Regions from separate parts of the Mus musculus genome. Here regions 2 and 3 are each linked to region 1. The links are chromatin loops, found by intact Hi-C in ENCODE. Cell type or tissue: left cerebral cortex. All regions are shown on one strand. Links, peaks and the distances in the headings refer to the core of each region. The heading gives the core; the rest is flanking DNA.

Region 1 (5,260 bases), core at 593-4,592:
GTTCAAGCCTATTCCCAACTTTCTCTTTAATCAGTTTCAGGGTATCTGGCCTTACACTGAGGTCCTTGATCCAGCACTATTTGTTGAAGGTGATGTATTTTATCCAGTGTATGTTTTTGGCTATTTATTTATTTTAAAAACTAGGTGACCATAGGTATGTAAAATTATGTCTGGGTTTTCAATCTGATACCATCAATCAATATGTTCATTTTTATGCCAATGCTGTGTGGTTATTACTATATCTCTATAGTACAACTTGATATTGAAGATAGTGTTACCTCAATTGGTTCCTTCATTATTCAGGATTGTTTTAGCTATTGTGGGTGTTTTGTGTTTCCATATGAGGCTTGAAACTGTGTTTTCAGGTTCTGTGGAGAATTATGTTGGAATTTTGATAGGTATTGCATGTAATTTGTAGGTTGTTTTTGGTAGGTATCCGTTTCACAATCTTAGTTCCACTGATCCATGAGCATGGGAGATCTTTCCATCTTCTGATGTCTTCTTCAGTTTCTTTCTTTGAATTCTTAAGATTTTTATTGTGCAAGTCTTTCACTTCTTTGGTTATCCCTCAAACTCTTTTGAGGCTTTTGAAAGGTATGGTTTCCTTGATTTCTTTCTCAATTTTCTCCACCCTACTTTGTTAGCTGGAGTCAGTGTCTCCAGATTACCACTTTCTTGTTGTTTTTCTCCAAATTCCTTGAAGTCAAGCTCGTTTGTCAAACTTCTCAGGAAATAGAAACAATCTGTGTATGCACGGGGATGTTCGTTATCAAGAACTGGCTTGTGAGCCCAAAGGCAGAGCAGTTCTAATATCCATGCTTACAAACTGAGGATCCAGAATATGAGAGCTGATGGTGAGTCTGAGGAAACCCAAGAGCCTGAGGCCAGGGAGACCTATTGGGGTCTGTACTGGCTGGTTTTGTGTGCCAAGTTGACACAGGCTGGAGTTATCACAGAGAAAGGAGCCTCCTTTGAGGAAATGCCCCCATGGGATCCAGCTGTAAGGCATTTTCTAAATTAGTGATCAAGTGGGAAAGGACCCCTTGTTGGTGGTGCCATCCCTGGGCTGGCAGTCTTGGGTTCTATAAGAAAGCAGGCTAAGCAAGCCAAGGAAGCAAGCCAGAAAGGAACATCCCTCCATGGCCTCTGCATCAGCTCCTGCTTCCTGACCTGCTTGAGTTCCAGTCCTGACTGACTTTGGTGATGAACAGCAATGTGGAAGTATAAGCTGAATAAACCCTTTCCTCCCCAACTTGTGTCTTGGTCATGATGTTTTGTGCAGAAATAGAAACCCTGGGTAAGACAGTGTCAGCTCCAATCCAGAGGCTGAGAGCCTGTGAACATAAACAGGTTCAAGTCCAGTGGCAGCCAGTGTCACAGCTTGTCGGGGCTATGTGGGCCATACACTGACTGGATGGGGCCCATGCTGTGTCTCCACCCTTTAACTCTCTACGCCACCACATCAGTCTACACTTAGATTTTCACGTTATCCAGAAACATCCTCCGTAGGAACAGACCCAGTCAAACTGCCGCCCATCCCGCATCACCCCAAACAAGTTTTGTGTCCACTTACACTGAAAAGGTTATTTTCAGAAGTGGGTCTTCAGAATTTCTAAAACTCATAGAATAAGGGGGATTAAAAGTTGTCTAGTTACACACACAAAAAATGACTCATTAAGCAATAATAAAAGTAGGACTTTCTCTTTTTTCCCCCTCAATTCCTCTTAGTTCTTTGAGAATTTTGTACAAAGTTATATCTGCCCCGTCCCCAGCCTCTCCCATTCTCTTCATCCCCTCTTCCCTCTCCACCTAATTTTGCCCCCCTTTTAGTCCACCAAGTCACTGCAGTTGGCACACCCACATAATCTGGTGGGTGCCCACTGGACCGGGGTGCTTTCACTTAGCAGGGCCCACACCCTTAAAGAAGACGGACTCTTCCGCTCCTAGCAGCCATTAACCGCCAATGGCTCCTCCTCAGGTGTGGGGCTCACACTTATCCCCTTTCCACACTGGCGTTCGGTGGGCTTAGGTTTGTGCAATGCTTGAGACCGCTGCCACAGCCACGGGTGAGCTCATATGTGCAGCTGTCCTGCTGTATCCGGATGGGTCTCTTTCCCTTTCGTTATCCACTGCCTCTGGATCTTACAGTCTCTCTGCCTTTTCTCCAGCAGCGGTTCCGGAGATGTCGCTTTTCAGCTGAGCACACACACACACACACACTCTCTCTCTCTCTCTCTCTCTCTCTCTCTCTCTCTCTCTCTCTCTCTCTCTCTCTCTCTCTCTCTCTCTCTCTCTCTCGCTCGCTCTCCTCACAGCCTGGAGGCTCTGTGGGTCTCGGTGTTAATCGCCGCCGTCTATTGTAAAAGAAGCTTCTCTGTTGAGGGCTGACGGACGCATTGATCTGTGGGTATACGTCATTAGGAGCTGGTTTAATACTGTGACCATTTCGCACTGCCCGCTCCTCCCTAGCCCCTGCATCGTCTCCCCCCACCCCACCACCTCCATAGCCTTTCTCAATTTCAAGCCCATTTTCCAAAGACACCTGAATAAACGGCCACTAGAGGGCAGCACCGGCTGCAGTTTCTCCTGAAACCTCTGAACTTTTCAGTGGGGCCAAGGCTGACAAAGGTTGGCTTCTAATTACCACCATACTCATGGTATACAGAGAGATTTTTCTCTTCTTCAGGAATAGTAGGCAATTGAGAGCTTTGTCATAGAGGCAGCTTTTGAGTCAGAATTCGTCTTGACTTTGATTTGATGGAAATGCCCGCAGAAGGGGGACTGGATATGCTTACTGCTTCCTTCCTCGGGCTGATGACACAGAGCAGCCGTGCGTAGCTCTCAAGAGCAAGCTGCATGCCAGTGTAGGTGTGGCCAGAGCCCCAGCTCAGGAGAGTTCTCATTCCAGAGGAGTATGGAGCCATCATCGACAGGACAGACAAGCTAACCCCAAGGCTGAGGTTACCGCAGACAGAAACAGCCAGGCAAAGCCAAGGCTTGGTCAGATCCTACGTTTGTGGTATCAGCTTTACACAGCGACAGGAGCTGGGGTGCTGATCAGGATGCTCACGTTAATTTGGACCTTGAAGTCTCATTGTTTGGTGCCTGGTAACAACAGCCATGGTAAAAGAAGAAAATATTTGTGATACCAGTGACTCAGCATGTTGTAAAATATTGAGGCTGGCTGGCCAACAAGCAAACAGAACAAACGAACCCCCCACAAATACTCCTCCTCATGAGGCCAGCGTTGATGCTGTAGGGCTTAGTGGGCAAAGGCTTGGTATGCAAGTGTGAGACCCTCAGTTTGGACCCCAGGGACCCATGGAAAGCCCCACACGGTAAGACAATCCAGTAATCCCTCTGCTCCTGTGGATGGAGGCAGATGGCAGCGAATCCCCAGAAATTCACAGGCCAGCTAGCCTGTTGTGTGTAGCGGGAAACAACATGAGACTTGGATTCAGTCAAGGTGAGGCAGTTACCTGCAGCTCTCCTCTGATTGTCACCTGTGCACTGGGCACACGTGTGCCTGCACTCACTCATGAGCACACAAGCATGGGGATAAAAACACAAAAATCCTTAGGGAAGCGGTGTCATAATTACATTGGATATGTTCCCTTCTGTGGCAGGTTCCATCCTGCCTCGAATTGGACAGCGTGCGATTACCAAGTGGGAGGGGTCGCCCAATGTTTCCAAGCCCCAGTCTCTATGTAGCCTGCCCAGAGTCCACTTGGCTTGGCTTCTGAGGCCTCACCCTGTGCTCGAAGCATCCTGTCAGCTTCTTCGTGAACCTGGAACCTGCTAGGCAGAAAGACAAAAGGAAATCCTGAGGTCAGCAGAACAAGCCTGCAGAGTGGTTGATCCACTTTCAGAACACGTGGATGGCTGGCGCTATGCTAACTCCGCATTCCGCTATTTTTTGCCAAAGCCCATGACTCTGTAGACTGCAGCTGAGGGTGTTTTGCAGGCAGATATAGCTTTGAGCTCTTTTGTGAGCTTGGCTCTGACTCCAGGAGGTCTTGATGCACACGAAGATCTGAAGAAGAGGATATGCCAAGAGGAGTTATGCAAGCCTTGCAGAAAGAGTGAGACTTCCTACTTGGAGAGTAGAAGGGAGAGGAGGAAGCACAGTAGGACTACAGCTTCCTGGACTCCCCCAGGAGCGGCCATTTTAGGAAGAACAAACCTCTCTGTCTCCACTACTTTTATTTTTTCCCATAAAAAATATTCCATGCATCCATCCATACATGTATGTATACAGGTATGTATGTATGCATGCATGTATATATGTATATATGCAGGTATGCGTGCATAGCTATATGTATGTTCATAGGTATGCATGTGTGCATGTCTGTATGTATATATGTAGATATGATATGTATGTGTGCAGGTATGAATGCATATATACATGTATATATGTATGTCTATATGTATGTATGCAAGTATGTGTGAGCACATGTCTGTATGTATGCATGCATCTCTCTCTCTCTCCACATATATATTTATATATGCAGGTATGCATGCATGTCTATCTGTATGTATGCAGGTATGCATGCATGTAAATATGTGTATATACACAGATATGTATGCATGCATACATGTCTATATGTATATATACAGATATGTACGCATACACATCTATATGTATGTATACAGGTATGCATGTATGCCTATATGTATGTATGCACTTGGAGGTAGCAGTTCATGTGTGGAGGAGTAGGGTCTGAGGATAACTTGGGGCAGTCATTTTTTCTCCATTTTGAGTTTGCAATAGTGGTTTTCCTTGAGCTTCCAGAGTTTTGTTCGATGAGGGCAGATCCCTTTGTCAAGTAAATCAGAGATTTTTATATGTCCCCTTCTCTCCATTCACACTGAGATGGAGAAGAAAGCAAGAATGACAGGTGGCCCCTGTCTTAATTTCCCACAGAGGCAAACGCGTGGCTGGGCACACTCTGTTGCATGGCTTTGGTCAGATGAAGTCTGATTCCTCAGTAGCGGTACTCAGCCAGGTGCAACTCCTCGAGATCTCGCTAGGGAAATTAGGTAGCGTCCTGCCCTCTGACCTGGAAGAGATCAGCAGTTGTGATTCTCCTTCATGGAAGCACAGCCCACTTGGGTTGTTTTTGAGGCTTGGCTTGATCTCACCTGCTGTCTTCATGCTTGTTTGCGTGGGCTGAGCACGGCCCTTACAAAAGAGTCAGCTCGGAGTTTCCTCCAAAGGCACGAATCCCCCACTTGCAGGGTGGTGGCCCTGTCCTGTGAT
Region 2 (4,629 bases), core at 630-4,629, 220 kb after region 1:
TTGCTCTTTGTAAGCTCCCACTTAGCAAGCTGGGTCACATTAATAGCCACCGTCACCTGTCAACCAAGCATGAGACTTCAAGCCTCCTAGCGACATATGTCCACAGATTCGCAGTGACACACTCAGGGGTCCCTGTGTGAAAGCTGTACTTTCCCATCTTCAGTCTCTGCATCTCTCGACTCCTCAGAATAGATTGCTCTGACTTGGTCCTTCAGAGCATCTCTGTCGTCAGACTGTAGGAATCTTCCTTCACAAACACGCAAGTGACAGGTACTGAATCAACCCGGGGCTCTTCAGGAGCTGTGGTTCTATTTCTAGCTCACTAACACTCAAAGTGCAGTCCCTTTCACCTGGAAGTGTTCAGAGTCACACTCTCAAGCCTCACTCAGATCTGCTGAAGCAAGGATGCTTGGGAGGGGCCCAGCACGTGGAAATCAGCAGGCCTTGGGGTAGTAGGGTGGATTGCCTTCAGAACTATCAAATGCTAAGAAACGCATTAATCAACAAGACTAGCTCTTTAGTTAGGATGAAATGTAAGAAGCCTGATGGGATGGTGTATGCTTGTAATCCCGGCACTCAGGAGGTGGAGGCAGGAGCATCTCAAGTTCAAGGCCAGCCTGTGCTACATAGTAAGACATTGTTTCAGAAAAAAAGTAAAAAAGACAATGTAAGAATTCAATGTTGGGGGCTGGTGAGATGGCTCAGTGGGTAAGAGCACCCGAATGCTCTTCTGAAGGTCCGAAGTTCAAATCCCAGCAACCACATAGTGGCTCACAACCATCCCTAACAAAATCTGATGCCCTTTTCTTGAGTATCTGAGGACAGCTACAGTGTACTTACATATAGTAAATAAATCTTTAAAAAGAAAAAAGAAAAAGAAAAGAATTCAATGTTGTTTTCCTGTCCAAACTGTTTTTAGCATTTATTTAATGGTTATATCCACAGCCTTTAAAAGATCGAGAAGGCGCTTTGGATATAATGGGATGGATGCTGATAACAAATAACAAGTTCTGAAAAGTCACGTAGGATGGAGTACTGTGCTAGCCCATACCCCAGCCTTATGTCAGCCATCATTATAAACCTGATGAGTATTGATTGCTTGCCTTGTAAGGCTTTGTATTGATTTGAATAAAAATGGCCTGCATAGGCTCATATACTCAATGCTTAGTCCCAAGTTGATAAACTGTTTGAGAAGGATTAGGAAGTGTGGAGTGGGTGTGGCCTTGGTGGCATGGGTGTGTCACTGGGGTGGTCTGTCTGTCTGTCTGTCTGTCTATGCCTGTTGCCTGTGGGTCAGGATGTAAAGCTCTCAGCTGCTGCTCTATCTGTTCCCCACCATACTGATCGCGGACTGACTCTAAAACTCTAGGCAAACAGGGAGATGAAATGCTTTCTTCTAGAAGTTGCCTTGGTGTAGTGACTCCTCACAGAGGTAGATAGAACAGTGACCATGACTGGGCTCAGGAGAAGATTTTGTTGCTGTTTAGGTTTTGGTTTGGTTTGTGTTTTGGGAATTGTGTCATTAAACCTTTGAATTTCTTGCAGGACACCATATCCAGGGAATCCTTCCAGAATAGGGTTGAGTGGGTGTGGCTGTCCCTGGATCTTCTCCTTAGTTCTGAGCAGGTGGCTGTGTGAGTTGATATCGGCAGGTGACAGGCCCAGCCAGGGAGTTCTGGGCTCCTTAGGCTCTGCTGGCAGAAGAAGGTGGCCCGGAGGGAAACCTGTGGCTGCACACTAGCATCACAGCTGATGCTTGTTCTGGGCTTTGGGGCTTCAGTGAATGATCAAAGGCCTCTTAGCTGGCTTTTACCAGGGTCTCTGTAGGAGAAAGCAACTTGGGTTGTTTTTTTTTTTTTCATCTTTCCCTTCTAATTCATTAGAGGAAAAAAAAAAACTTACCATTTTCTGGTTCTTATTATATATATCCAAAGTCTGTAATTGGTTTGTCAGCACATTAGGCCAGATATGTGTCTTATAAAATTTGTCCCCATATTCACCAATATCCATGTTAAGTAAGACAGTAGCTAGCTCTCAGTCACACCAGTAGAAAATGACAAAATGCAGCCCAGTGCTAGTCACGTTCTGGGGGGACAAGAGAACTTCTTCAACGGTGCAAAGCAATCCACAGAAATGTTTCCTCTCTCCCGGAAGCAAATACTTTTCAGGCCTGCAGACTTCAGTCTCCATTCAGTTCCGCTTGTTTCTGCTTTCTTAGCTGTGTGTCGTGGACACAGGCTTGAATCTGGGCGTGAGTCTTAAGTACGGCATTCTTTAATTTTATCAGAGAAGCAATGTTAGTATAACACCACCATTACGGGCCATTTGGAGAACCTAGCTGATTGCAAAGACTTGACGTCATTTTCTTATAACAACTGGACCTGCATTTGAGAGTTTGGTTTCAATTATTATGTTAATCTTTATAGTTGTGTGTTACCCAGTCTGGTTCATTGACCTTAGAAATGGGGGTGACATGAGTTACTCGCTCTGTCTTTTACCATTCAAGTTTAAAACAAGGTTATCATTCTACTTTTAAAAACACCCAGTAAATTTTGCTAGGCCCCTGGTCACCAAGCTTTGATGCCCTATGGAGAATTTTGCTTAAACACAAATTTTAACCCAGCAATGCTGAGAGGATAGTAGGTGGCTGGGGTTGTGTTTCCTCACCATGCCTCTAGGTGGCGATTGTGCTGTTGATCACCTGGGAAGCAGTGAGATCAGCAGAACTGGAATTGAGCCAAGCCTTCCTTCCAGACTACACTTTCCTACCAGACCCCTAGGTGGCGCTGGTGCCACTCGAGCCACTCCTCCTGCTGGCCCCAGGACCAGTCCCGGACCCCCCCCCCCGCCCCCCCCCCCCCCCCCGGGAAATCCGTGGGGCTTCATTTTGCAAGGTGCCCTGCCTTGCTGGAGTGGGGTTCTAGGACACCTGGCTACATCACTAGCAACTGGGGCCTGAGCAGAATTCTTTGCAGGCAGCTCCTGCCTCCTCAAAACTGTGCTGTTTAAATCCAGTCAACCCAGGTCAGTCTGGCATTCTTAGGTGAGGTTTTAATGAGATTCTAAGTCTCTCAATGCTGCTCTTAAGCATGAACTAGGATTCTAGTCTGCCTTGGAATGAAAAGACAATGTTTACCAGCAGAGTCATGCCATGTAAACAGAAATTAGAAAAGCGCTCACACAACTAGCTCACTGGAGGGCTTTGCATTTTGGTGTGCTGCTAAGTGGTAGGTTTTTTAAGGGAAACATGATGGTTATTTTACAGTTTTCTTCTGATACTTTGCTCCATGGGGCTTCCTGTTGCTTCATCTCTGAACTGAGCAAAAGGCCTAACTTGCAATAAGGAAGGTTACTCTGCGGGCGCTTCTGTGACTCAGACTTCAAGGCACGAACCCAAGTGTGGTGTCCACACTCAGGCCTCATGGTTGTTTGTTCTTTGGTTGAATTTGGATTTTTTTTTCCTTTTCCTTTGGAAATCTTTATATTCTTTCTCTGAATTTTCCAAAGGGAGTGTGTATTTTTATATTCACAGTGAGAAACATTACAAAACGCTGTTCCTCAGATGCAAGGGCTTTAGAGTCTGTCCTCACCAAACATGAAGAAAACTCCCACTGTCTACACTGACCATGGCTGCCTTGTTCACTGGGAAATAGCCTTCCCATGGTGCTTCACGCTGACTGAAGAGAGACTGGAGCCTCTTGCCGGCTCACTGGTTCTTTTTATTTCCCCAAGCTGGATTAAAAGCGCTGATAACACAGTAAGAATATCAACTATAAAGCCTCCTGCTAAACAGATGTTTCTGTGAGTTAGCTTTTCTGCATTAATAAACCACAGAGAATTTAGTGGCTTAAAATAGCAAGCATCTGTTGGCTCACTGGGTAGATTCAGATGGGTCCTGCTTCTCACCCAGGGGCCCCTGTGCATCTCTGGCCAGCTGGTAGCCGATAACCTGATTCACCTCTCAGGGCTTGGCTCACCAAAGGTCTCTATCCCAGAGCAGGCCAGCCTGGCTCCATACATATGGTGACAGATAGAAGGCTCCCCAAAGTATCCAAAGTTTCTGGCGACTGAGACGCAAATGCCTCCTTGTGGAGGGGGCTGCCAAGGGTTGTCGCCACTCTACAGTCTAACATTTGCTTGTCTAACAGGCTTCTGAGGACACAGTCTCTGGAGTGGTTCTACAACAATGTGAAAAGCCGCTTCAAGCGCTTTGGCAGTGCCAAGGTCCTGAAGAACCTGTACAGAAAACACCGTCTGGAGAGCGGTGCCTGCTTCGACATCCTAGGTACCGGAGTGCCTGCTGCTCTAGGAGGGGGTGGTGGCTGGGGGTAAGAGGAGGAAGAAGGGGATCCACCCTCTTCATAGAGACAGAGAAACTTGTCTAAATAGTAGGTTCTGGAAAGAGGGCGGAGTGTCGGGTTTTAACTCAGCGTTTTGTTTGGGTGTGTGCAGGTGTGTGTGAATGCATGTGTGTATGGGTGTGCATGTTCGTGTGTGCACTCGGATGAGAAGGCCAGAGGCCAGCTTCCAGGGTCAAGAGTTGTCTACCTTGTTTTTGAGACAGGGCCTTTCACAGGCCTGGAACTCACCAAGTAGACTAGAGCAGCGGGTGAGGGAGACCCAGGGACC
Region 3 (4,629 bases), core at 630-4,629, 300 kb after region 1:
TTCTTTGTGTTCTCATCAACGAATCCCGAGCCAGGTGAATTGTTAAGTGCCTTGAGAAGGAAGTATCAAGACAGCAGAAGACATGCCCCAAATCTGGGCCTCGGGGAACCCTGTGAGGAGGAGGAAGAGGCAAGAGCTGTGGTCCTGTGAAGGAGAGCGGGGAGAGGATGGGATAAGAATCTCAGGCTTCTGACAGATGTTAGGAGATGCAGATAAACTGAAGGGGAGTGTTGAGCCCACGAGAGGAGCCCCCATCTCTCTGTAACCAGCCTGCAGTCTTATCTTTTATGTGTGTCCTCAGTTCCAGGCCAGGAACAGCCAGCACAGAGCTTGGCCTTGGGAGGATGCAACGTTAAATGTGTGCATTGAACTCCCTGAAGAGGGACATCAGAGTCACAAGTGTTGTGGCCACAAATTCTGTACAGAAGACAAGTCTTTGGATGGTCAAGGATCCAGGGTTCCAAACAGATACCATGCCTCCATGACTACCAGACATAAGACATAACTGAGTGAATCCCATCACAGTCTCTGATGCAGGCAGACTGCCAGGGTGGATGGTAGCTACATCATAGTGTCCCCTTTATGAGGAACCAAGAGAAGCAGCTCCTGTGCCCAACAGCCAGGCAAAGTGATTCCTGCTGGACAGCCGGTAGGTTCTCTCCCTGTAACATGTGGGTTTTCTGGCTGATTTCAAGTACGGTGTTGTGTGGATGCTAAGACCCTGGTTTGGAGTCTACCTCTAACCTTGGCAACCTTCCAACTGTCACCCTTTATCTTCGCTCCTTCTCTTGGTCAGCGGTTCCCTGTGACCCATCCAGACTCTTTTCTGACACAGCCAGAAACGACACTTTAACCCACGCTGCTACCACTTAAAGCCAGACACACTCCATTTTAAACACTTCAGTTTATTCTTTTTATAAGAATGCTGTCTTGTAGAAATGGGATATAAGCTACATGTGATGTGAGATTTTCCAGTAGGGTTTTTTTTTTTTTTTTAAGTAAAAGCAGGTGGACTGGAATCTTTTGAAGTCTGCGCATATTTTATATTTACCCTTGCATTTCCATTTAGACCAGCTATACTGCAAGAGCTCCGTGCTGTGGGTGAACAGTAGATTTGCACTGTACACTAGAGGCTTAAACACAAAGTCCATGAGGGCAGACACAGAAGAGCCTTTAACCAGTTTTTTTTTATTTGCTTGGCTAAAACTTTTGTAGCTTTCTTGGGTACTTCTGATGTAAGCCTTACTTCTAAATGGAGGGATACGTTCTACTAACAGGTATAGTGACAGTGAGACCTTGAAATTTTCGGGGTGTGTGTCTGCAATGTGAGTGATGTCCACCTGAGTGCAGGTACCCACAGAATCCATAAAAGGGCATCCGACCTCCTGGAGTTGGAGTTGTAGGCAGTTGAGAGCTGCTTTCTCCTGAGAGCTGGGGCCTGCAGCAGTCCTCTGAAAGAACAGCTAGACTATGCCATTGCTCCAGCTCCAGTCTTCAGGGAAACTTCAAGGTTTTTCTGTTTTAGTTTTCTTCTCTGGCTCACTCATCCTAGGCTCCATCTGAGAAACCACGTAATACCCAGTGGTAAGGTATATCTAGTAAGAAAAGGGGGGAAACATACCATGTAGTAGAGTGGTAATTTATACCGTATGTTTTGTGTAGTCTGTGCTTCTTATACTACTTTGTAGACTTCTTTAAGTTACTTAGAAAATAGTGTTAATATTTCAGGCAGAAAATTTATATAATTTATTAAAAACTTCTCAAGGACTGGTGAGGTGGCTCAGGCTTGCTGATGGCCTGACAACCTGAGTTCCTGCTCCAGGACCTACATGAAGGTGGAAGATGCTCAAGACTATTAATTCAAATATTCGTAAGCTAGAGTTTTTCAAACCATGGTATAAGAATAAAACTGAGTAAGTAGTGTGCCTGAAACCTGACTGGTGGATGTAGGGGCATACAAGTGTATTCATTTTTACAACCCTAAAGCAACAGGCCATGCATAGAAACATTAGGAGCGGCCACTTTGTACAATAGAAGTCACTGAAACATGAGCACTACACTCCAGATATTCATTTCCTTTTTTAAACTACAGTAATGGACTTCGAGAGACTTCCCAGGAGTTGCTGCTCTTACACAAGACCTGGGTTCTGTTCCCATGGTCTCATAACCAGCTGTTATTCCAGTTCCAGGGGATATGACACCCTCTTCTGGCCTCTATGGTACATACACCCAACCACATAAAAATAAAATCTTTTTAAAAAGGAAATTGTAGTAGCGATTGGACCTACTGCTACATCTTGTTGAATGGATTGCTAGACAGAAACATAGTATGTATGCTATCTATGGCTTCTAATGTCTTGCATCAGGCCTCCAATACTATTTCAACACGAAGGCAACAGGTTTGACCTACAAAAAGGTTAAGAATTCCAAATTTTTAGTCTACTGCTTTGGTCTAGAAAGCCAACCACCTGCATAGGTGGTTTACATAGGTTAAGACGGTTCTCCACTGTCCACTGATGGTTGTGCACGGTTACTCTTTACAGTTACTTCATCTGCTCGCTCACACTCACCTAGCAACCACCAGACACCCATCCTGCACGGGACTTGCATCCGACCTTAGGAGGCTCCGCAGAGGAGAGCTCGGGCGGGATGGTAGCGCGTTCTCTCCACGCACACCTGACTCTGCTAGAGGCTAGGTCGTGACACCTGAGACAAACAGGTTAAGCTTAGTAGAGACTGCAGCATCGGAATCCCGGGGCTTGGAGGAAGGGAGAATTCCCAGGTGGCACCCACAAGGGTTCTGCAAGGAACTCAGGGGTCTCGGGAACCCTGGGGGCTGGGGAGGGCGGCGGAGGCGCAGAGCGCGGTCCCCGCTGGTTGCAAGTCCAGACCCCCGGGGGCACGTTTCTCGCCGTTGCACCCGGAAGCGCCTCCGCCCGGCGCCTCGGGCGGGACGGACCGCGGCTGCCCGCAGTGGGCTCCCGCCCGCTCCTCGCTGGCCCCCGGCTCGGCGCTCCGGGGCGGACGCGCGGTGCGTGCGGACGGTCACGTGGCGGCGGCGCGCGGGGCTAAATACGCGGCGCCGGCCATTTTGTGCGAGAAGCCGCAGCGCCGCCTCCCTGCTCGCGCCCCACCGCCGCCTCCGCGTCTTCCTGCGCCCCGGGCTTCCGCCGCTTCATTGATTTCCGTTTCTCGCCGCTGCAGCCTCCTGACACGGTGATCCGGGCGGGCCCCGCGGGAATTCTATCCTCTCACCGGCCTCACACTAGTGTCGCATGTCCACTATCCAGAACCTCCAATCTTTCGGTAAGGGCCAGTGGCCGGCCGCCGCCCGCGTCCCTCTGGGCTTTGTCTCGGCGCCCAGAAGATGGCGACGGGGGGCTCCCCGCGACCCTAGCCCGGGGGATGCCCCTCTCCGGGCCTCGGACACGGCCTTAAGTGGGCCTGCGACTCCGTAGAGGCGAGGGCCCGACCGGCAGGCGCTTGGGGAACTTGACACTGGCAGGAAGACAAGGGTCTCGGGGACTCACAGGACGGTCGGGGGACACGCCAGGGCTGCAGGGGGACCCGCCAGAGGCTGGGGGGACTGACAGAAAGGCCGGGGGCTTCAGAGACCCGTAAGGGAGCTACAGTACTTGCCAGGGCTGCAGAGACTAGGACTAGGGGCTTGCAGGGAACCTGACAGTGACAAGACGCTGGGAGTCTCTGGTGTTATCTCTCTTGTGGCCTCGGGGCTGGCCAGGGCTTTGCAAGGAGACTGGAGGGGTGGGGCCCAGAAGCTGGAGAACCTGACAGCTTTAGGGTGACTGCGAGACCTGTGACTCTCAGACGACTCACAAGTGTGTGTGTGTGTGTGTGTGTGTGTGTGTGTGTGTGTGTGTGTGTTGGGGCATGGGGGGCGGGGGGTGGCCTTGCTCAGTCCTTGCTGGGAGGGAAGGGAAGTTAAGGGCTTAGAGGATCTGCGACTCAGTCGGCCAGGACTGGAGGGGGGGGGGGTGCCAGAGAGACCTGTCACTGACCGGAGCTGGGGTGGGGCTGGACCCAGCTGGTTTTAAGCAGCCCCCAGAGGCGTCTGTTTGAAACACTTAGGAGAGAGGCCTCTGATTTGACTTGGAAGTGGCCCTGTTGTCTCTGCTTGCAATCATTTTGTAAATTACACCTCGTGAGGTTGCATGTATATGTTTATATGTGTTTTATAAGGCTCAGTTACTATGTTAACTAATTGGGGTGGGTGTTTTTGAATGTTGTAGTCGAAAAATAGTGGCGGTGACGCATGTTCTTGTGGCGGCTGTATGAAGGCTGTATGAAATTAGGGTTTCGTAAATGTTTTCTGTCTCATTTGCTGGTGGCTTCCACAGTGGTGGTCTCTACTTTTAAGCTCAGATATCGGCATACAGAGCCTGCTTAGGTTTTTCTCCTTTGAAAAACTTATTATCAGTGAGCCCCACCCTCGCCTGCAGAAATGGAGCAGGAGTGCTGGAGGCCTCACCGAGGTCTGTCTGGATATGGAGTGGAGCACGCTTCTACATACTACTTTGTAATTTGTTTTCTACTTTTCTGCTCCTCTACAGACCCCTTTGCTGATGCAACTAAGGGCGACGACTTACTCCCGGCAGGGACTGAGGACTA

The links. Hi-C counts contacts between places; a loop is a spot of excess contacts. Peaks named below come from ENCODE experiments on the same cell type or tissue, not always from the same donor. Only the 100,000 strongest peaks of a DNase experiment are listed, where the experiment ranks them.
Region 2: it touches region 1 in a loop (2.7-fold over the local background); 8 of 42 quality-filtered maps call a loop at or near these places.
Region 3: a loop joins it to region 1, with 2.7 times the contacts of the local background. A loop is called at or near these places in 2 of 42 quality-filtered maps.

What each region holds. Positions count from the first base shown.
Region 1 is chr9:120,189,040-120,194,299 of GRCm38, forward strand. No RefSeq gene overlaps it. Among named protein-coding and RNA genes, the nearest start is that of Gm38642, 23 kb to the right of the region's middle. In left cerebral cortex, for the core only: a CTCF peak has its summit at 2,582 (motif pointing right); DNase peaks (open chromatin) are centred at 2,069, 2,570 and 3,930; H3K4me3 peaks cover 644 bases; H3K27ac peaks cover 2,764 bases.
Region 2 is chr9:120,412,992-120,417,620 of GRCm38, forward strand. It overlaps Myrip (myosin VIIA and Rab interacting protein), which reads left to right. Exons shown (of 17, transcript NM_144557.5): 4 at 4,149-4,285. Among named protein-coding and RNA genes, the nearest start is that of Gm34159, 52 kb to the left of the region's middle. In left cerebral cortex, for the core only: CTCF peaks have their summits at 2,716 (motif pointing right) and 2,917; DNase peaks (open chromatin) are centred at 2,736 and 3,791; H3K27ac peaks cover 1,706 bases.
Region 3 is chr9:120,489,536-120,494,164 of GRCm38, forward strand. Eif1b (eukaryotic translation initiation factor 1B) reads left to right here and starts at 3,071. Exons shown (of 4, transcript NM_026892.3): 1 at 3,071-3,306; 2 at 4,572-4,629. The coding sequence starts at 3,276. D830035M03Rik (RIKEN cDNA D830035M03 gene) reads right to left here and starts at 3,046. Exons shown (of 2, transcript NR_166642.1): 1 at 2,571-3,046; 2 at 886-1,595. In left cerebral cortex, for the core only: CTCF peaks have their summits at 1,105 and 2,220 (motif pointing left); DNase peaks (open chromatin) are centred at 3,070, 3,627 and 4,317; H3K4me3 peaks cover 2,429 bases; H3K27ac peaks cover 1,989 bases.